Linked DNA regions of Homo sapiens: region 1 is linked to region 2. The links are chromatin loops, found by intact Hi-C in ENCODE. Cell type or tissue: mammary epithelial cell. All regions are shown on one strand. Each heading gives the region's core, and the rest is flanking DNA. Links, peaks and the distances in the headings are about the cores only. Region 1 overlaps MAP3K19 (mitogen-activated protein kinase kinase kinase 19). Region 2 overlaps ZRANB3 (zinc finger RANBP2-type containing 3).

Region 1 (7,044 bases), core at 1-5,000, 250 kb before region 2:
GTCAAGAATTAATAAACCCAGAATGTTTTCAAACAAATGTAATGTGCTTCAAAGTCTGTTCATCAGCTGACTTCTTTTTCAAACCAAGAAACAAAGATATAACAAGCACATGTAAGAAATACCTGCCTTTTAAGATATTGTTAAGAGCTAATGGCCACCGTCCTAATTGTTGGTCCTAAATTGGAAAAAAGATTACAGAATATTGATTCTGAAATCCACTAGAAACATACAGATGTTCTCTTTGTTCTGCCTCTTGAATACTGTGAGTTGCTGACGTTGCTGTGGATAAGGCCTCTCAAGCTACCCAGTAGGCCAGGGAAGAGGATGCATTGTCACAGGTAAAGACAAAACACTTGCTCTTAGCAAGTGCATTTTTCACATAATGAGGGTAAATTAACGCTATCAGAAAATATTACCATAGAGAGAAATTAAAAGACAACATTTCAACATAGCCACGAATATATTTTCTTTATAGAAGAGGTGAAAATGACATTCATAACCAGTCAGAAAAATGATCATTAATTTGTTGTTGTTAGTGTCAAAACCATTATTAAAACAAAAACTTAAAATCAGGCCCAGCTTAACTGATTTCAATAAAGAAAAATTATTTTCTCCAGAAAAGCCTTACTTTCCTGTTTGGTCTCCTTATTTTATTTTATTTTATTTTATTTTATTTGTTAAATTTCCGTGGGTACATAATAGGAGCATATATCAATGAGGTCCTTGTTCTATTTCAATGGATGTGCATATCTGTCTGGATTGCGAGCATGGAGGTTCAAAATATTTTGATGCCATCTTCACATTTTGATGATTTCCTAAATTGTGAAGCTCAACACAGACTTTAAAAAAAAAAAACAGCTGTATTTCCGGCTTCCTGCGCTGCTAGATTCAGAAAGCTTACTTCAGAGACTGATGCATGTGAGTTACATGAAAAAAGATAAGGTGCAGGCATGCTGTGTGCTGATGTGGGTACCAGCAGAGGGAGGGGGTTCTTACATTGATAGTGGGAGCGGCTCTCTGGTTATGGCAGACGTGGCATGATTTGAGGGTCAGTAGCAGCCAGTTTTGAAATGCAGTTATGGGAATCCTTCCTGACAATCCAACCTGGGGCCTTCCTGTTATGGACTGGATGTTCTGAATGTTTGTGTCCCCCACCGCACATTAATATGTTGAAGCCCTAACCCCCAAGTGTGGCTTATTTGGAGATGGGGCCTCTAAGGAAGAAACGAAGGTTACATGAGGTGTCAAGGGTGGGGCCCCGATCCAGCTGGATTTGTGTCCTTCTAAGAAGAGAGCTCACTCACTTGTGCTCTGCCTCTGTGTGCACAGAGGAAAGACCACGTGGGGACAGACCAGCCATCTGCAACCAGGAAGAGAGCCCTCACCAGAAACCCATCCCTGCTAGAATCTTGATCTTGGACTTCCCATTCTTAAGAACTGTGAGAAAATAAATGTCTGCTATTTAAGCCCCCCAGTCTATGGTATTTTGTTTTGGCAGCATGAGTGGACTAAGAAAGTTCCTCTCCTCTGGTTTTTCAATGGTATATGAACTTCCTAATATCTTTCAAAATTCCCTTCCTTTTTAACCCAACCAAGAGTAGGTTCTTGTATACCTGCAACTACAAATCCTGATGAATTTATACTGAATTAAAATATTTTTAAGCCCATTAGTTTTAGGGAATAGGCTCTCTTGTTCACTCATGAAAACAGTAAATTTGTAGGCTCAATTTCTAGTCTATAAGATTTGTGTCTGTTATGTTCTGAGAAAATAGTGTTTGTTTGTTTGTTTGTTTGTTTGTTTTGAGACGGAGCCTCACTCTGTCACCCAGGTTGGAGTGCAATGGTACAATCTCAGCTCACTGCAACCTCCGCCTCCCGGGTTCAAACGATTCTTCTGCCTCAGCCTCCCGAGTAGCTGGGATTACAGGTGCGCACCACCACACCCGGCTAATTTTGTATTTTTAGTAGAGACGGGGTTTCACCATGTTGTCCAGGCTGGTCTTGAACTCCTGACCTCAGGTGATCCGCCCACCTTGGCCTCCCAAAGTGCTGGGATTACAGGCGTGAGCCACAGTGCCCGGTCCATTTAAAGAGATTTAAACCGATATTTAAAATGAATATAATGGACAATAATATCTAAAACACTTTTATTTCAGAATTTCTGATTAGAAAGAGTAGCTAGCTCAACTGAAGTCTCTATCAACTGTGAGATGCAATTTTATCAGGAAGAGAATTGCTTCTTCCAAATGTGTAACTCAAGTTGTTAAAAGCTTAAAACTGAAATAACTTAGTGGAGATGCCTCATAAGTATTATGGCTCCCATATGAAAACTGAAAATATTGCAAATCAAGTTTAAAAGAATGACTAACATCCCAAATGGTGAGTTATCTCCATATGGAGCAGAATAAATGAAATATTTAACCTCCTGGAAGGTGCTTGGGACACCATTAGGCTTCTAAGAGCTTGGCTTTGAAGTCTATGAAAGTCGAAGGAGGACTGCAAGGACCGTTCTGAAGGGTTTCGGGGTTTATTTTCTTTCTGTTAGCTCTTTCAGGCTTAATGGTTTTCATAATTTTAATGGTTACTAAATTACTCTCGGCCCTCAGCCTGGGGAGGGAAGATTCCCAGTGGGCGTGAGAAAGGCAGGCGGCTGCCCAGGAGAGGGCAGCATCGCACCACCTCCCGGAGGAGACGCTACTCGGGAGAGCTGCAGCCTTCTGAGAGGTGCGAAGGGATGAGAAACACGGGCATCAAAGAGGGCGGCTTCCCTGGAGTGCTAGAAATAGAAGCCAGAAGATTGCCCGGGAGAAATTGCAGCAGTTCAAATAAACATTTACTTTAAGAAGGTTATGGATGAATAGATGACAGACAAATGGGATAGCCGTGGCAACTATGCTCTGAGGCGAGAATCTGCAAATACCTTGTGGTCTGTTAAGTGCAAGGGCACTTACGGTGTGACAGGATAACATGTTTGAAATGGGTGGTGTTCTGGAAGATTCCAGACTTATGGCCTTGTAAATAAAAGACCGAGACTTGGGGACTTTCAGGTCTCGTACACTCCCCCACCTTCCCCTCAGGGACAACGGCTCATGGAGACACGTGTGGTTCCGGAAGGGAACCGATCACTGAAGCCGCTGGAAGATTCTGAGAGGAAGAAATTGGGGAAAGGATGTTATCAGACAAAAAGAAATGGACAGGGAATGGGTCGGCTGAGCTGGAGTGAGGTGGAATAAAAGAGCCAGAGAGCATTTGCCTATTCTGGCCAGTCAAGCTGCCTAGACCCACTGATTCAGATATGGACCAAAAGGTAGTATTGTGAGTGGTTTTTCTTCTCCTTTGGGCTTTTTCTGTGTTTTCAAACTTATTTATTATAATTTTTTTAACTTTTATTGCAAGAGTTAAGCTCAGGGGTACAAGTGCAGGTTTGTTCCATAGGTAAACATGTATCATGGGGTTTGTTGTACAAATTATTTTATCACCCAGGTATTAAGCCTAGTACCCATTAATTATTTTTCCTGATCCTCTCCCTCCTCCACTCCCTCTACCCTCTGATAGGCTCCAGTGTATGTTGTTCAAACTTCTACAATAAGCCCTTCTGAAATTGGAGAGAAGCCCATATGATAATGTTATCTTTGTAAACACATCAAGGAGTAAAGCCCAGTACCTTCTGTCCTGGGTTGCCAGTCCTGTCTACCACCACTGGGATCTTCTTCTTCATTAACCAGTGTGGAATGACTGCAGTCACCATCTTGGTCGAACTCCTGCAATATCATAAAATTCAAAACTCAGTTATTAGTTATTCGATGTACCAGTTTGTTGGCAGAGTGAATGTTGATTTTTCTGGGCTAAAGATTTACACCATGGATTCCTTTTAAATTGGATAAAGTATTTAGGACTAAAATAATAAGAAAGTATCTGCCCTTGGAGCACTAGGCTCAGACAGTCATGGTTGTGATTAATTGCATAATCAAAAATGAGGAGCAAAGCTGAAATCACATCGACACATAGAAACTCAGTATTTTATACTTTATCATCTCAGTGCCCAGGCTGCTAAGCTGCCCCAAATTCCATCTGGGTAGGTAACTGGAAAGAATCCTTTGGCCACAGTCACAGTGAACAACCCCAAAGGAGCATGATCTTTTCCATAATGCCTCCCTGGGGCATCATTTACATATGGCAAGAATGGAAATCCCTGCCCCTGTGGAAGCTACAGATATAACCCTAGACTGAAAGGAGGCAGCAAAGCTGATTAAAGTCTTCCCTATGACGGCGTTCTGATCTAAATCATGGTGCATAACCTCTTAAACTTCCTTTTCACTCTCTAGAAAATAATCATTATAGTTGAAAACCAACTTGATTTACAAAAAGTACTCCAAACATTTTAAAGAAGAAATGTTTTCTTAGTAGAATTCATTGTTTTTGATAGTTTCCTTCATTCGAAGTTATAGCTGATGATTTTGTGCCTTTAAATTTCTAGAACCATGATAGATCCAAGTAATAGTTAAAACATCCCATCACAACCCGAATGTTACAACTATCTGTCTGGTTTCTATGATCTAGGTGGACTACCTATTTAAGGGGACTGATGGACAATAAGTCTTTGCCCTAAGTGCTCAAGCCTGTCATCTGAAATGTCAGAGAAGTGGCGAGTCACAAAAATTCTCTGATAGCTCATTTATTAATTCCCAAGAGAGCTAGGAAATTTCTTGCTTTTCTCTCCTTGTTCATTTTAATTGTCGTAGCAAATAATAAAAGTTGGCCAGGCATGGTGGTTCACTCCTGTAATCCCAGCACTTTGGGAGGCTGAGGCGGGTGGATCACTTGAGCTCAGGAGTTCGAGACCAGCCTGGGCAACATGGCAAAACCCTGTCTCTACTGAAAATACAAAAATTAGCTGGACGTGATGGCACACCCCTGTTGTCCCAGCTACTTGGCAGGCTGAGGCAGGAGGATGGCTTGAACCCGGGAGGTCAAGGCTATGGTGAGCTAGGGTCACGCCACTGCACTCCAGCCTGGGTGACAGAGTGAGACCCTGTCAAAAGAAAGAAAAGAAAAGAGAGAGAGAAAGAGAGAGAGAGAAAAAAGAAAAGAAGAAGAAAAGAAAAAGGAAATAAAAGTAAAACCTGGCCAGGCATGGTGAGTCACACCTATAATCCTAGCACTTTGGGAGGCCGAGATGGGTGGATTGCTTGAGGCCAGCCTGGACAACATGGTGAAGCCCCATCTCTACAAAAAATACAAAAATTAGCCAGGCATGGTGGCACGTGCCTGTAGTCCCAACTACTCAGGAGGCTGAGGTGCGAGGATCATTTGAGCCATAGGAGGTTGAGGCTGCAGTGAGCCATGATTGCACCACTGCACTCCAGCCTGGGCAACTGAGTGAGACCCTGTCTCAAAAAAAAAAACCAGAAGTAAAACCCTCCATTTATACAGTCATTAAAAATATTTTAGGTATTCAATCATAATAACTTAGTTGTCATACCTTACTTTTATTCAGCAGTTTATACTTAAACATTGTTTTTTAATTTTTATGGGTACATAGGTATATATATTTATGGGATACAGGAGATATTTTGATATAGGCATGCAATGCATAATAATGACATCAGGGTAAATGGAGTATTCATCACATCAAGCATTTATCCTTTGTGTTACAAATGATTCAATTATACTTTTAGTTATTTTTAAACGTACAATTAAATTATTACTATAGTCACCCTGTTGTGCTATCAGTACTAGTTCTTACTCTTTCTTTTCCTTTTTTTTTCTTTTTGTTCTCTCATTGGGTTGATTATTCATTCTTTCTAGCTATTTTTTTTTGTACCCATTAACCATCCCCCTTCCTCCCTACTCCCCACTACCCTTATTAATACTTTCTAAAGCGTTTTCTATCTCCTGGCAAAAGTTGGGTGCCCTACCTCAGACTATCCTGGTTGTCAATGGCGGATGGGTTCACTCAGCTCCTAGGCTGTTGTCAATTTCACTGCTTAACCTTCTCTGTATTTCAAAAATTCTACCATTATCTGGCAAATTCCTCCTCCTTCCTATCAAATCACAAAGGGGGATTTATTCTTCCTAGAACATACAAAAATACAAAAAAGTATTTTTTAAAGCAAAATTTAAAAAATCACCTATAACCTGACAACCAAAGAGCAAACACTGTTAACACAGGAATCATATTTTCTTTGTGTTTCTCTTAAGTATTTAAAAATATAGTTGCATCACATAATTTTTGTATCTGGCTTTTTCACTTAAGTGTAAATTCATAAGCAATTTACTAAGTAAGTGTCATTTTAATTTTAATGGAATTTAAAATTTCTTTCCTTCAACAAATATCAGAGGGTCATAACAGTACTTCTTTTTTTTTTTTGAGATGGAGTCTTGCTCTGTCGCCCAGGCTGGAGTGCAGTGGTGCGACCTCAGCTCACTGCAACCTCCACCTCCCGGGTTCAAGAGATTCTCCTGTCTCAACCTCTCGAGTAGCTGAGACTACAGGCACCCGCCACCATGCCCGCCTTATTTTTGTATTTTTAGTAGAGACGAGGTTTCACCATGCTGGCCAGGCTGGTCTCAAACTTCTGACCTCGTGATCTGCCTGCCTCGGCCTCCCAAAGTGCTGGGATTACAGGCGTGAGCCACCACGCTCAGCCAATAGTACTTCTTTAATAAGCCCCGTTAGTCTTACAATGTAACTCCCATGATGCTTAGTAGGTAATTTAAAATTCTTCACTCTTACACATAGTATTATTAAATATTTGCAACTAATACCCCAATTTTGCATTATTTCTTTAGAGTAGATCCCTAGATATGGAATTATTGACCCAAATACTATGAAAAAGTTGTTTTTTTGTACACACATTGCCTTAAAAGTAAAGTTTATCCCTATTTATAATCCACCAGCAGTGCATGAATGTGCTATATCATATCTTCTCCCTTATCATCATTCCTTTTCATTTAATTAATTAATTAATTATTATTGTTTTCCCTTCTTTTCACAGGTGTTTATATGATTATTGTTATTATTTTGAGGCAGTGTCTCACTCT
Region 2 (16,411 bases), core at 4,546-9,545:
TACCCCCATTGTATCTAGGAAGTAACTAGCTTGCTTTTGATTTTATAGGCTCATAGGCAGAAGGGACTTGCCTTGTCTCAGATGAGACTTTGGACTGTGGACTTCTGGGTTAATGCTGAAATGAGTTAAGATGTTGGGGGACTTTTGGGAAAGCATAATTGGTTTTGAAATGTAAGGACATGAGATTTGGAGGGGCCAGGGGCGGAATGATATAGTTTGGCTGTGTCCCCACCCAAATCTCAACTTGAATTGTATCTCCCAGAATTCCCATGTGTTGTGGGAGGGACACAAGGGTAGGTAATTGAATTATGGGGGCCAGTCTTTCCTGCGCTATTCTTGTGATAGTGAATAAGTCTCATGAGACCCGATGGTTTTATCAGGGGTTTCCTCTTTTGCTTCCTTCTCATTTTCTCTTGCCGCCAACATGTAAGAAGTGCCTTTCTCCTCCTGCCATGATTCTGAGGCCTTCTCAGCCATGTGGAACTGTGATTCCAATTAAACCTCTTTTTCCGCTGGGCATGGTGGCTCACACCTGTAATCCCAGCACTTTGGGAGGCTGAGGTGGGTGGATCACAAGGTCAGGAGTTTGAGGCCAGCCTGGCCAACATGGTGAAACCTCGTCTCTACTAAAAATACAAAAATTAGCTGGGTGTGGTGGTGTGTGCCTGTAGTCCCAGCTACTCGGGAGGCTGAGGCAGGAGAATTGCTTGAACCCAGGAGGCGGAGGCTGCATTGAGCCTGGATCGTGCCACTGCACTCCAGCCTGGCGACAGAGCAGGATTCCGTCTCAAAAAAACAAAAGAAACAAACAAACAAAAAAACCCTCTTTTTCTTCCCAGTCTCAGGTATGTCTTTATCAGCAGCATAAATGGACTAATACAAAATGGGAGCTAAATAATAAGAACTTATGAACACAAAAAAGGAAACAACAGATACTAGGGTCTACTTGAGAGGGGAGGTTGCATGAGGAAGAAGAGCAAAAAAGATAACTATTGGGTACTGGGCTTAATACCTGGGTGATGAAATAATATGTACAACAAACCCCTGTGACACATGTTTACCTATGTGTCACCTTCCCATGTGCCCCCAAACCTAAAATAAAAGTTAAAAAATATAAAGAAAAGATTAAAAAGATTATTTTGTAGAAAAAAATCCCATGACATCAAAAGTAGTATATGCAAATGCCTTTGGGAATGGCTGTCTCTTCCAATAAGGACAATGAGAATTTATAGCAAAATATCATATAACATATAGATTATTAGAATGTAACTCAGGGGGTTAAATTAATCCACTTATGTCTAGTGTGTACCTATGTACCATTATTTCTCTTTAAGCTCTAGGGCTGAGCTCCAAATGACTCTTGGACAACAGCTGAGGTTCAGAGACACCTCAAACTCAAGATGTCCTGAGTGAACCCTTCACCTCTGTCCTGAAGCCAGCTCCTCTTCTACCACCACAATCTTTTGGCTCTTCACTGCTCATCCAAATTAACTATAAAGTCCTCTGCATGGAAATCTCCAGTTTTAGACTAAATTAGATCTCTTTCTGTTGTTTCAATTTGTCCTCTCCTTATCTACCTGCATGCTGTTGGCTGTGGTGTTTTCCTTAAGTGCCTGCTTCAATCCCTTCTACTCTTTTTGCACTGCTGCTATTAGATAGGATTCCACTCAGGTCTCATTTTATTGATTCTACTGCTGAAATGTCTGGCATTTTTTGCCTCTCTATTGTCACTACCACTATTAGGAATTCAGGGTGGTTATAGTGCCTCAAATCCCCTCTAGGAATCCTTGACAAAGGGGCTTTATACATACCAATAGCCTCATGAATAAAAAGGAACTGGCTTTATTAGTAGACCTGTAAGTGCCTGATAGTACCAAAGTAAAATTCTGGTAAAAGCTATATTGAAGAACCCAGCTAGAACCCAAGGTCAAAAGTAGACTTCCTAACTTGTCAGCACAGATCTAGCGGCAGAGGTGGTGGTAGGGCCTGCCAACGCAGGCTTGTTTGCTGTGCTCACAGTGGAAGCAGAAAGCAAAGGAGAGGCATGCCTCCTGGGGGAACAGTAACTCACCTACCTTGAACTGTGACCCAACCAAGTTCTCAGGCTCTAAAAATCAGGGGGAGAAAGCCTGGACAGGGAGTGGAGAGAGAGAGAGAGATCCCTTCACCATAGGCTGAAACTAGATGGGAGACTATACTATGCTTTGCTTAACAACGGAGATACAGACACACTCCGAGAAATGTATCTTTAGGTGATTTTGCAGTTGTACCAACATCATAGAGTGTACTTCACAAACCTAGATGGTATAGCATACTATACACCTAGACTACCTGGTATAGCCTGTTACTCCTAGACTATAAACCTGTACAGCAGTTACAGTACTGAATACTATAGGTAACTGTATCACATGGTGAGCATTTGTGTATCTAAACATAGAAAGGGTAATACATTGTGCTACCATGTTACTATGGCTACAACCTCACCAGGTGATAGGAACTTTTCAGCTCCATTATAACCTTATGAGACTTCCATTGCATATGTGATCGTAGTTGACCAAAACATTATTATGTGGTGTATGACTGTAATCCATTCCCAAGTAGCACTGCCTCCAAGAACTTCTGTCTCTTCACCCTTCCATTTGTTTTTCACACTACCATTAGGACTATCTTTTGAAGACAGATATCTGATCATGTTATTTATCTGCTTAAAAACATCTCATGACACTACATACTTCCAGAATCAGGTCTCACTTTTTGGCATGGCAAGTGTGAGTTCCTCTCCAACTGGTTACTGCTAAAGTTTTAGGCTTCCTCTCCTTTAACTCACTTCTCATGTGCCCTAAGCTCACATATTTGTGTAGATTTTGCATTCTCAGAACAATTAATATTTGTTCATATCTCTGGGCTTTTAGGCATGCTTTTGGTGTTCCCTCTGCCTGAAATTGGACCTACTGCCTCTGAATTCATCCTTCAAAATCCAGCTCAGATATTTCCTAACAGAAACTTTCTCAAATGCTCCAGGTAGTTATTTATTCTGTCCTGTGTTCCCAGAGCCTGGCTTACATGTCTCTATTTTCATATTTATCGTATTGCATTAAAATGATTTGTTTACAACTGTTTTTTCCTAACTAAAGAGTAAGCCCCAAAAGAAAGTTAGCTATTTTCCTTATCTTCGCATTCTCAAAATTTAGCATATAGTCTTTTAAAAAAAAAACAGCTTTGGCCAGGTGTCGTGGCTCACGCCTATAATCCCAGCTACTTGGGAGGCTGAGGCGGGAGAATCACTTGAACCTGGGAGGCGGAGGTTGCAGTGAGCCAAGATCATACTACTGCACTCCAGACTGAGCAACAGAGTGAGACTCAGTCTTGAAAAAAACAAAACAAAAAACAGCTTTATTGAGATATAATCCATATACCATAAAATTCACCCTTTTATAGTGTCCAATTCAATGATTTTAGTATATTCAGACTTTGGCAACCATCACCCCTGTTTAATTGTAGAACATTTTCTTTTTTTTTTCTTTGAGACAGAGTCTTGCTCTGTCGCCCAGGCTGGAGTACAGTGGCGCGATCTCAGCTCACTGCAACCTCCACCTCCCGGGTTTACACCATTCTCCTGCCTCAGCCTCCCGAGCAGCTGGGACTACAGGCACACACCGCCACACCTAGCTAATTTTTTTGTATTTTTAGTAGAGATGGGAGTTCACCATGTTGGCCAGGCTGGTCTTGAAATCCTGACCTGGTGATCTGCCTGCCTCGGCCTCCCAAAGTGCTGGGATTACAGGTGTGAGCCACCGCATCCGGCCGTAGAACATTTTCATTACCCTCAGAAAGAAACCCTATACTCATTAGGCAATGTTAAATAAAATGTATGTGAAGCCATTGTTTTAGTCTCAGCTCCTACACTAGGACCCAAAAGACCAGACCAAACCAGGATGGAGTAACACATGCTAGGTGCCACTTAATCAAACTGAACTTAAAAACAGGCCAGTTTAGAAAAACAAAACAAAACAACACACACACACACACAGACACACACACACACACACAGCCCCCAGGGATTCATGGCAATCAAAAGGGGCCCAGTCAACCTGAACCAGCATGATGAGGAAGTTCTCTCTGCTTTACCCCTACAAAGAAAATAATTTTGAAACTATTAATCTGCTTTTCCTTCCTTGTTTCTGCTTCCTTTTCTGTTCCTTGTTTCTCCTTTTCTGCCTATAAAACTCACCCACTCTGCTCTGCTCAGCTTAGTGAAGCATCATTCTAGTTCATAAACAGGATGCTGCCCAATTCATGACTTGCTAATAAAAACAAATCAGGGCCAGGTGCAGTGGCTAACGCCTGTAATCCCAACAGTTTGTAAGGTTGAGGCAAGAGGACTGCTTGAGCTGAGGAATTTGAGACCAGCCTGAGCAACATAAGGAGACCCCCATCTCTACAAAAAATAAAAAATTAACCTGGCATGGTGGCATGATGATAGTCCTGGCTACTTGGGAGGCTGAGGCAGGGGGATCACTGGACCAGGATTTCGAGGCTGCAGTGAACTATGACCTCTCCACTGAACAATCCTGGGCAATAGAGTGAGAGTCTGTCTCTTAAAAACAAAAACAACCCTCCTCAAACAAAAAAAACCCAATCAGATATTTAAAGGTCAACTCATTAAAATTTTTTTTTTTTTTTTTTTGAGGCAGGGTCTTACTTTGTCACCCAGGCTGGAGTGCAGTGGAGAAATCACGGCTCACTACAGACTCGACCGCCCTGGGCTCAGGTGATCCTCTCACCTCAGCCTCCTGAGTAGCTGGGACTACAGGCATGTGCCACCATGCCCACCTGATTTTTGTATTTTTTATAAAAACAGGGTTTTGCCATGTTGTCCAGGCTAAATTTTGTTCTTTGACAGCAGTCACTGCCCATCCTCTCCTTGAATCTCTTAGCAAGTACTAGTCTATTTTGTGTCTCTATGGATTTGCCTATTCTGGCTAATCTGAATAAAAAGAGCCATACAAGAAGTGGCCTTTATGTCCTGCTTCTTTCACTTAGCAAATTTTCAGGGTTCATCCATGGTGTAGCATGTATCTTTTTTTTGTTTGTTTGTTTTTGAGACAGAGTCTCACTCTGTTGCCCAGGCTAGAGTGCAGTGGTACAATCTCAGCTCACTGCAACCTCTGCCTCCCGGGTATAGACAATTCTCCTGTCTCAGCCTCCCGAGTAGCTGGGATTATAGGCGCAAGCCACCAGGCCCAGCTAATTTTGTATTTTTAGTAGAGATGGGGTTTCTCCATGTTGGTCAGGCTGGCCTCGAACTCCCAACCTCAGGTGACCCACCCGCCTCAGTCTCCCAAAGTGCTGGGATTATAGGCGTGAGCCACCAGGCCCAGTGCATGTATCCTTTTTAAGGCCAAATAATATTCCACTGCATGTGTCAGAGGCATTTGAACCAGAGCAACTCCATCTTGAACAGGGGCAGGGTAAAATGAGGCCAAGACCTGCTGGGCTGCATTTCAAGGATGTTAGGCATTCTTAGTCATAGGATGAGACAGGAGCTTGGCAGGACTGGTTTCACAACACACAGGTCCCAAAGACCCTACTGATATAACAGCATGCAATAAAGAAGCCAGCCAAGACCCACCAAAACCAAGATGGTAATGAAAGAGACCTCTGGTCATCCTCACAGCTCATTATATGCTAATTATAATGCATTCACATGCTAAAAGATATTCCCACCAGCACCAAAAGAGTTTACAAATGCCATGGAAACATCTGGAAGTTACCCTATATGGTCTAAAAAGGGGAGGAACCTTCAGTTCCAGGAACTTGCAACCCTGGAAAACTCATGACTAATCTACCCCTTGTTTCACATATAATCAAGGAATAACCATAAGCATACTCAGTCAAGCAGCCCATGCCACTGCTCTGCCTATAGAGTAGCCATTCTTTAGTTTCTTTACTTCTCTAATAAATGTCATTTCACTTTACTTTGTAGACTCACCCCAAATTCCTTCTTGCATGAGATCCAATAACCTTCTCTTGAGGTCTGGATCGAGACCCCTTTCTGGTAACATATAGATTAACCACACTTTGTTTACCCATTCATCAATTTATAACTTTTTTTGGTCTAACTTTTTTTGGCTACTATGAATCATGCTGCCATAATGTCCATGTCCAAGTTTTTGTGTGGACAGGTGTTCTCAATTCTCTTGGATGTACGATTGCTGGGTCATATGGTGACTTTATGTCTAACATGTTGAGGAACTCCCAGATGGTTTTACAAAATGGTTGCATCATTTTACATTCCAATCAACAATATATGAGTCTTCTAATTTCTCTACATCATTGCCAATACTTGTCTTTTTTATTTTAGTCATCCTAGTGGGTGTGATGTGATAATCTCATTGTGGTTTTGACTTGTATTTCATATAATCTTAATAGATGTTTATATAATGAATGATCTTTGAATGTCCTGTATGTGGCTCACATCCCAGAAACTTGGCTAAACCAAATTGAAGTTTTTCAATGTTGTATTCATTCCACATACATTTATTGAAGGCCCATGATATGCTAACTCTAATGCACCTAGTATGGATTGGCAAAGTTATGAGAACAGACCTTGAAGCAGAAAGGCCTGGCACTTTCTGCCCCAGCTGTGCCACTTATTGGCTGTATGACCTCGGGCAGATTATGTAACCTTTCTCAGATTTAGTGGGGCAAGTTAATAGTATCTTCCTCATGATGTTGCTCTGAAGGTTAAATAAGATCATGAGCCTGGAGTGGTAGCTCATGCTTGTAATCCCAACACTTTGGGAGGCTGAAGTGGGAGGACTGCTTGAGCCTAGGAGTTCAAGACCAGCCTGGACAACATGGTGAGATCCCATCTTTATTTAAGTAAGTTTTTTTTTTAAAGAAAGATCCTGAATGTTAAGGGCTTAGCACAGTGGCTGCAAGAAATAACAACTCAATAGATGTTAGTCATTATTATTGAGTGTATTAAAAGTCATAAAAGTAAATAAGACAAATGTCTAATAATAACATAATGTTATGTAAGCTATTGAGACAGTGAAGTAAAAAGGGCTCCCTGGAGAATCTCCAACCTGCCTGTGCATTGGGAGGATGTGGTGGAGCCTTGGGGAGTTAGCACCCATTGCAGGAAGGAGGAGCCTGCCCTCTCCTGTTCCTGGGTGGTAAAAGGGGATTCAATCTGTGAAGCGCAAAGCCTGCTAGCAGGACTCTCACCTTTGCTGAGAGTCCCTGTTTCCCTTTTATTTCTTTTCACACAATAAATGCTGCCCTTCTCACCCTACAATGTATCCGCATGCCTAAATTATCTTGGTCGTGTGACAAGAACCCGGGTTTTCCTACAACACTACGACATAGACATTTGTATGTCTCTATCTGTAACAATGAGGCTGCCCTCATGTCCTTATCAATTAGGCTATTATGCAGACTAATTACATAATAATTACAAAGTGCTTTGAATTCCTAAAATATATATTAAATAAATATTCTCATTTAAGATGTGCTGCCCCAAGAAACCAGTTCTTTACCATATTCAGAAAGAAGAGATTTTGGACAAGAGGGATTTAGATTTCACAAGTGCCACAGCTCCTGTGGTCAACTTTCTTTTTGCTGTTACCATGTATTCAACTGGACAATATGCAGGAAAAAAAGTTTATTTTTTGTATATACGAGACATTTTTAACTTGCACTTTTTACCACAACAAAGCAAACATTTCATACAATGTTGGCATTTAATTTAAAAACGTGTTTTCTTTTTGAATTTTGAGAACTTTGTTTCGTTTTTGTTTGTTTTTGAGACAGGGTCTCACTCTGTTGCCCAGGCTGGAGTACAGTGGTGCAATCATCCTCCTGAGCTCAAGCAATCCTCCCACCTCAGACTCCCAAGTGGCTGGGACTACACGTGTGTACCACCATGCCCAGCTAATTTTCTTATTTTTATTTTTTTTTAATGAGACAAGGTCTAGCCATGTTGCCCAGGCAGGTCTCAAACATCTGGGCTCAATGGAGACTCAGCCTCTCAAAGTGCTTGGATTACAGGCAAGAGCCACCGCTCTGGCCTGAGGGCATATTTTAAAATTTCATAATAATGCTAAAGAGCTCTCCTAACTACATACAATCTTTTGCAGCAGACAAGCAACCATTCTACATATTTTTATTTATTTATTTTTTGAGATGGAGTTTCGCTGTTGTTGCCCAGGCTGGAGTGCAAAGATGCAATCAATTTCAGCTCAGCACAACCTCCGCCTCCCGGGTTCAAGCGATTCTCCTGCCTCAGCCTCCTGAGTAGCTGGGATTACAGGCATGTGCCACCACGCCCGGCTAATTTTGTATTTTTAGTAGAGATGGGGTTTCTCCATATTGGTCAGGCTGGTCTTGAACTCTCGACCTCAGCTGATCCGCCCGCCTCGGCCTCTCAAAGTGCTGGGATTACAGGCGTGAGCCACTGCACCCAGCCAGAAAGCAGACATGTCCTAACCACAAGCAGGACTCATTACCCATACTAAATTAGAGTCCTTTTTTTTTTTGGCTCACCTATGAATCATTTATGCACCAAGATTCTCTTAGGATACTTTATAGTTTATATATAATGGATGAAAGGGGGCTTAGACGCCATCTAGTAATCTAGTGACTCAAATGGCTAGATAAATAATGTTGCTGATTATTGGAGAAAGGAGCAAAAGAGGAAAAGAAAAGGCCCTAAAGAGGTTAAGGGAAGGGCCCCAATTTCCCACAGCTAGAGCTAGAGGAAGAGATACTTGTTAGATGAAGGCAGCAAAATGAAAACCAGAGAGAGAAGGAGGCTCCCTATTTGAACACTCCACTCAGCTTGCTTTATTCAGAAACAGCCTTTCGTTGCTTAGAAATAACATACACTAATATTATCTATACCATTCTCCTGCCTGGAGATGACCTACATTATCACTCAATGGAAGCCACTGTAGAGAAATCAAAACACCTCAAAGCCAAAATAGTACTTAGAAGTCAGACACATTCAGATGTAGAAGAAAGGAAGAAGCAGTGGAAATTGGACTGACCACATCTTAGGCAGTGACCCTGGTGATGGACTCCAAGGCAAGACTGCTTACTTATGGGACAGCCAACTGGGCTGTGCAAAAGTATCTTTCCTTGTGGTGGTGGAATTTTTTCTTTTCACTTGAGTTGGACTTCAATTTGAGTTTCATTTGGGTTAATAAATACTGTAATTTCTTAAAAAATGTAAATACATCTAGCATGGGTAAAGAATTGTGACTCATACATTTGTGTGGATTAGTTTCATTTAAGGTATTATTCAAATACTTGAATAATATATATTCAAGTATATATATATTCAAGTATATATAGTATATATGTACTATATATACTATACTATATGTACTATATATGTACTATATATACTTGAATTTATATATACTTGAACATATTTATATATATACTTGAATATATTATTGACTATTATATATTCAAGTATATATATCAAGTATACTTGAATATATATAGTATATACAAACTATATATATTCTATATACTATATATATTCAAGTTTATAGTATATATATACTATATATTCTATATATATACTATATATATTCAAGTATATTTGATATATATAATATATACTATATATACACTTGACATATATATTGTATACTATATATAAAGATTTTGTATTTTTGTATTTTTATTCTATATATACACTTGATATATATATTATATACTATATATGTAGTATATATATACTTGAATATATAATATTCAATAATATACTGAAATATCCACAAGCTGTTAAAAACCATCCAATTAGAACTGATAAAAATTTTTGAGTCAAAGAAGTTTTTGATGTCAAATGGCAAGTTTGGTTAATCTAGGAAAGTTTAATTGAAAGTTGAAAGTTTTCTAAAAATGGAGATGCTGGAAATGTCCTTTAAAAGGCTTTGTAAATGGATAAAAAATAAATCAAATTCATAGGAAAATTCCCGTTGGAAATGCTGAAATTCTGGCAATGTTCAGAAGAAAAATAAGTTAATCAGTAGACTAAATTTCCTTAGTACCTGCCAACAAATTGAACATTTCTTAAACTGCATGAAGCTGGGAGGGTATAGACAGAGTGGTGAGAGGGCACACCCACCTAAAGTCAATCAAAGCACACTTCACTTGTTGGCCATACAATAAATAAGCAAATACCAACAAAGCAAAACTAACCAAAACCAACAAAAGATCCCTACATTCTAAGATTCCAATTTACATCAAACTGCGTCTGTATAAAGACAAGTATTGGAAAATCTATAAGACAACACTAAACTATGAAAGACACATACCTAACTCAAGAAAGTAAAATTTGGTATGGGTGATTTTTTAAAATTGTGTATACAAATATATATTTTTCTTCAGATAAACTTTTGAAAACAATAAACATACACATATGTAGGAAGATTTATTTCAAATTCTTAATATCTAGCTTAGAAATGAACTTGTAAACACAGTTTGATAGGAAATTTTAGAGAAAGAACAGCTACAAATCATAGATTTATTTATATATTTTTAAAATAGCTAGGATTTCTATTGACTTTATTGTAGACCAGAATATAATATAATAAGCATTGTTGAAAGAAACCTTGGCTGGGCACAGTAGCTCATACCTGTAATCCTAGCATTTTGGGAGGCTGAGGTGGGCAGATTGCCTGAGCTCAGGAGCTGGAGACCAGCCTGGGCAACAGGGTGAAACCCCGTCTTTAATAAAATACAAAAAATTAGCCAGGCGTGGTGGCGTGTGCCTGTTGTCTCAGCTACTTGGGAGGCTGAGGCAGGAGCATTGCTTGAACCTAGGAGGTGGAGGTTGCAGTGAGCCAAGATTGTGCCACTGCACTCCAGCCTGGCGACAGAGTGAGACTCCATCTCCAAAAAAAAAAAAAAAAAAAAACAAAGAAAACTCTTTTTTAAATTAAAAGAAAATCTTACAAATAATCTAATTTTTAGCAATATTTGACGGAATTACATTCTAATATTCTAGAAAAAAATTGTACTAGACCTCCAAATAAGATAATTAAAAATTTAATACAATTCTACATAAAATAATGTATTTTTATGCAATTAAACTTCACATTAAATTTTTAATTTTGTATTATCAGAAAAATGTAAATATTAATTTTATTCCTATAATTTCTGATCAGTTCTTTGAAAAATTAAAATTAAACTCTCTATAACTTTGACACCATATTACCTCAAAAAGACTAGAAGGCCAAGAGTGGTGGCGGTTCATGCTTCTAATCTCTGTGCTTTGGGAGGCAGAGGTGGGAGGATTGCTTGAGGCCAGAAGTTTGAGACCAGCCTGAGCCACGTAGTGAGACTCTGTCTCTATGAAACATAAAAAATTAGCCAGAAATGGTAGCACATGCCTGTGGTCCTAGCTACTCAGCAGGCTGAGATGGGAGAATCTCCTGAGTCCAGGACTTTGAAGCTGCAGTGAGCTATAATCATGCCACTGGACTCCAACCTGGGTGATAGGCAGAGAGCCTGTCTTTTAAAAAAATAAGAATTAAAAAAAAAAAAGGCTAGGAAACAGCAGACATTATAAATTACAAATTTCTCTAATATATTATTTCTTATTAAATTTATAAATAATCTGTTATAAGGTGAGACTGGGGGATTTTACATATAGCATTTGTTAGAGGTGAGACTGGGGGATTTTACATATAGAAATGTATAGTGAATATAACAAAAATCTATATATCCACCATTCAAAATTTACAAATATTAATATTGTACTTCTGATCTTTTTATAAAATAAAAGAAATAAAAACATTTTTGCTGAAGTTGCTATCACATTTTTATTCTTCCCCATATCCATTCTTCTCTCCCAGAGGTAACCAATTTTATAAATTTGATATGTATTCTTCCAATGTGTGTTTATGTTTTACTATATATATGTACTCATAAATATAGAATATACTGTGTGTGCTATGTGTTTTTAAAGCAACTTTGTGTTTTCAAGATCTCATCCTGTTGATACATATAAATATAACTCATTCACTTTAACTTCTAAATAGCATTTTATAAGATATGACAATCTACATATCCATTCTTCTATTGATGGGCATTTTGGTTGTTTCCATTTTTTTGCATTCTAAAAAATGACGCAGTAAAGATATTTGTGCATGTATCCTTACATATGTGTGAGAATATATTCTGTATATTGAAAAGAGCCTAGAAGCAACGATAGCCCAGAGGAACAACAACAACAAAAATCCTAATTTCTAAATATCACTCCACAGTAAAGGGAGTAAGTGCTCCTTAAAGAAATGGCCAATTCCAAGTCTGGAGCAAAAAAATTTAGGTGAACCTGTTATATATTGTGTGCCAGAAAGCAAGGAAGCACTCAGAGAATTATAAGGATGTGTTTTTTTAAAAAGGAGCCAGTTTAAAGGAGCTTTCATTAGCCAGATCTAAGTTTAAAAAGAAAAAAAGGTAAAGGATTATAACACATTAAATAATAATAATTGAAACCCCTAAGTTCATAGTAATTTTTTTTTTTTTTAGACAGAGTCTCACTCTGTCACCCAGGCTGGAGTGCAGTGGCGTGATCTCGGCTCACCAAAACTTCCAGTTCCTGGGTTTAAGTGATTCTCCTGCCTCAGCCTCCCAAGTAGCTGGGATTACAGGCATGTGCCATGACGCCCGGCTAATTTTTTTTTTTTTTTGTATTTTTTTAGTAGAAACGGGGTTTCACCGTGTTGGCCAGGCTGATCTCGAACTCCTGACCTCAACTGATCCACCCACCTCAGCTTCCCAAAGTGCTGGATTACAGGTCTGTGAGCCACCACGCCTGGTCCATAGTGGTATTTTTTTAAAGTGGGGAGGTAAATGTCTTCTTTACAGAAAAATGCCAACTAATAAATATAGAAGCAATGATGGAATTAGAAAAACCATTTCAGGCCGGGCGCGGTGGCTCAAGCCTGTAATCCCAGCACTTTGGAAGGCCGAGGTGGGCAGATCACAAGGTCAGGAGTTCGAGACCAGCCTGGCCAACATAGTGAAACCCTGTCTCTACTAAAAATACAAAAAATTAGTCAGGCATGGTGGTGGGCACCTGTAATCTCACCTATTCGGGAGACTGAGGCAGGAGAATCGCTTGAACCCGGGAGACAGAGGTTGCAGCCAGCTGAGATCATGCCATTGCACCCAGCCAGGGCAATAGTGCAAGACTCTGTCTCAAAAAAAAAAAAAAAAAGAAAAGAAAAGAAAAGAAAAACCATTTCAAAGGTGATTCATGCAAATATCATTAATGAACGCTAAAAACACTCAGTAAAAAGTTTTGGGAACGGGGGGTCACATGCTTTGAAAGTGTTATACCGCTACTTACTTACTAATAAATAGTAAAGGGGAAAATTATCTTTACAATTTGCCTTATTTTAGTGAGGTAGAGCTTCTTTTCATGTTTATTGGCTATTCAGGTGTCCTCTGATGCTCATATTCTTTGCCTATTTTTTTTTTTTTTTTCTGAGACAGAGACACAGTCTCACTCTATCGCCCAGCCTGGAGTGCAGCAATGCAATCTCAGCTCACGGGAACCTCTGCCTTCAGGTGGTTCAAGCGATTCTTGTGCCTCAGCCTCTTGAGTAGCTGGGATTACAGGCAGACACCAACACACCCAGCTAATTTTTGTATTTTTAGTAGAGACAGGGTTTCACGATGTTGACTAGGCTGGTCTCAAACTCCTGACCTCAGGTGATCCGCCTGCCTCAGCCCCCCAAAGTGCTGCAATTACAGGTGTGAGCCACCATGCCCAGCTCTTTGCCTATTTTTCTGTTGACTTGTTTATGCTTTACTAATTGAGTTGTATAAATTCTTCATATACTTTGGACATTGTAATGCAAATATCTTTACTGAGTCTGTGATTTATATACAGGACATTTTGTATAACAAAACCTGTGATTTCGATATACTCAAATATCTGAATCTTTTTCTTTACTATTTGCACATTTTAAGGCACATTTAATATACCTTTCCCTATTCTCAGTGTCATAAAGATAGCCTCCTATATTTTCTTTTGAACTCTGAATTTTATTCAGTTTGTTTATCCGAGGAGCTGAACAGTAAGTACTAAAACTGTTGGAAAACAATATTAATTTTTGGCTCTAAGAGGGTTTCCAGCTTTATGTGAAGTCTCCTTTCAACACCATAAATAATTGAGAGTTGCTATTTAAAACCATACATACAAAGTTATAGTTTCAGGATACTAAAAAAAATAGAAAAGAGTAAGGCATATAATCTTACGTGAGTGAACAAAGCTTCCTTCCTTAACTCTTCAGAACTGTCATTTGGAGTCCAAGCTTCAGCAAACTGCAGGAAATCCCATTTTTCCTTATCACCTTCCTCAGCCTGAATTTTTTCTTTCCTACCGTTCAGTGTGCTCCCTGTAACTTGAGCCTACAAGAGGAAAAAGTAAATGAATTTTTGAGCAGTTCACCTCACAGCTGAAATTCACTAAGTAACTTGATTTTGCATTTAAATCATAAGCTACCCACTAAGAAAATCTTACTGTTCCAACATATCATGGGCTTTAGTAATATAATTATCTTTGTAAACCAAAAATAAAATTATAAGCCTCCCAACCAACTTAATGGATTCCTCCTCTTGGCCAAGAGCATTCTAAAGTAAACCTGAAACACGCCAGGTGCAGTGGCTCATGCCTGTAATCCCAGTACTTTGGGAGGCCAAGGGGGGCGATCACCTGAGGTCAGGAGTTTGAGACCAGCCTGCCCAACATGGTGAAATCCCATCTCTACTAAAAATAGAAAAATTAGCCGGGCGTGGTGGCAGGCGCCTGTGATCCCAGCTCCTTGGGAGGGTAAGGCAGAAGAATCCCTTGAACTCAGGAGGCGGAGGTTGCAGTGAGCTGAGATCCTGCCACCGCACTCCTGTGTGACACAGTGAGACTCTGTCTCAAAAAAGCTGACCAGCATTAACATTAAAATAGAGATCTTAAGGCTGACAAAACAGACTCTTTGTAGCAACAAGATGCCAACATGACAGATAGCAGGCCCTAAAACAAATTGAAACCTTTTACTCCCTAACATATTTCTTTTGTATGAAATGGCTCTGCAGAGCTGTCTTTTGTGGGAAAAATTTACATTCTGTAGAGAATCCCCCTTCCATTCCAGGTCTTTATCCTGATCCAGGAAAGAATTAACTAAGGAGTCTGGCACCTTTTAAAGTCTAATAAGAGGCCAGGAGCGGTGGCTCATGCCTGTAATCCCAGCACTTTGGGAGGCTGAGGTGGGCGGATCACAAGGTCAGGAGTTCGAGACCAGCCTGGCCAATAAGGTAAAACCCCATCTCTACTAAAAATACAAAAACCAGCTGGGCGTGGTGGCGGGCGCCTGTAGTCCCAGCTACTCAGGAGGCTGAGGCAGGAGAATCGCTTGAACCCAGGAGGCAGAGATTGCAGTGAGCTGAGATCACGCCACCATACTCCAGCCTGGGCGATAGAGCAAGACTCCATCTCTTAAAAAAAAAAAAAAGAGTCTAATAAGAAACATTTACAATCTATTCTGTCTGAAGCCTGCTACCTGGATGCTTTACCTGCCTAAGAAGAACCTTGGTCTCCACAACTCCTTATCTTAACCCAGGTATTCCAAGTCTTCAGATAAACTCTTTCAACCAACTGCCAATCAGAAAATCTTTGAATCCACCTATGATCTGGAACCAATGCCTCCCTCCACCCCACCTTGCATAAAACCAAGCTGTAGCCCAACCATCTAAGGCACAAGTTCTCAGAATCTCCTGGGGCTGTGTCATGAGCCACTGTCATTCATATTTGGCTCAGAATAAATCTCTTAAAATATTTTACAGTTTGACTCTTCATTGACATCTAGTCTGTTTTCTTTTGCTTATAACAGAATATCTGAAATTGTGTAATGTGTAAAGAAAATGAACTTATTTCTTATGGAAGCTGAGAAGTTAAGGTTGAGGGGCCACATCTGGTGAGGGCTTCTTGCTGGTGGGTACCTGCGGAGTTCTGAGACAGCACAGGTCATCTCATGGGGAAGGGGCTGAGTGGTGCTAGCTTAGGTCTCTCTTCCTCTTCCTATAAAGCCACCAGTCCCACTCCTATGATAACCCATTAATCCCTCAATCCATGAATGGATTAATCCATTCATAAGGGCAGAACCCTCATGACCCAATCATTTTTTTTCTTTTTTTTAGAAGAGGGTGGGAAAGAAGGTCAATCATCTCTCTTAATGGCCCACCTCTCAATACTGCCACAGTGGGGATTAAGTTTCAAAGTAAGTTTTAGAGGGAATGAACATTCAAACCATAGCAATAATTATCCAAAATTATAATCCATTACCCAGTCAATGGTTCCATGCTTAATGAGAAAAGGTTTAACTGGAGA

The links. Hi-C counts contacts between places; a loop is a spot of excess contacts. Peaks named below come from ENCODE experiments on the same cell type or tissue, not always from the same donor. Only the 100,000 strongest peaks of a DNase experiment are listed, where the experiment ranks them.
Region 1: it touches region 2 in a loop (18-fold over the local background); 13 of 110 quality-filtered maps call a loop at or near these places.

The regions. Positions count from the first base shown.
Region 1 is chr2:135,001,771-135,008,814 of GRCh38, forward strand. MAP3K19 (mitogen-activated protein kinase kinase kinase 19) reads right to left here. Exons shown (of 13, transcript NM_025052.5): 6 at 3,665-3,761. Among named protein-coding and RNA genes, the nearest start is that of MAP3K19, 42 kb to the right of the region's middle. In mammary epithelial cell, for the core only: a CTCF peak has its summit at 2,658 (motif pointing right); a DNase peak (open chromatin) is centred at 2,681.
Region 2 is chr2:135,251,245-135,267,655 of GRCh38, forward strand. It overlaps ZRANB3 (zinc finger RANBP2-type containing 3), which reads right to left. Exons shown (of 21, transcript NM_032143.4): 12 at 14,290-14,442. Among named protein-coding and RNA genes, the nearest start is that of SNORA40B, 120 kb to the left of the region's middle. In mammary epithelial cell, for the core only: a CTCF peak has its summit at 7,146 (motif pointing left); DNase peaks (open chromatin) are centred at 5,517, 5,807 and 6,367; H3K27ac peaks cover 1,660 bases.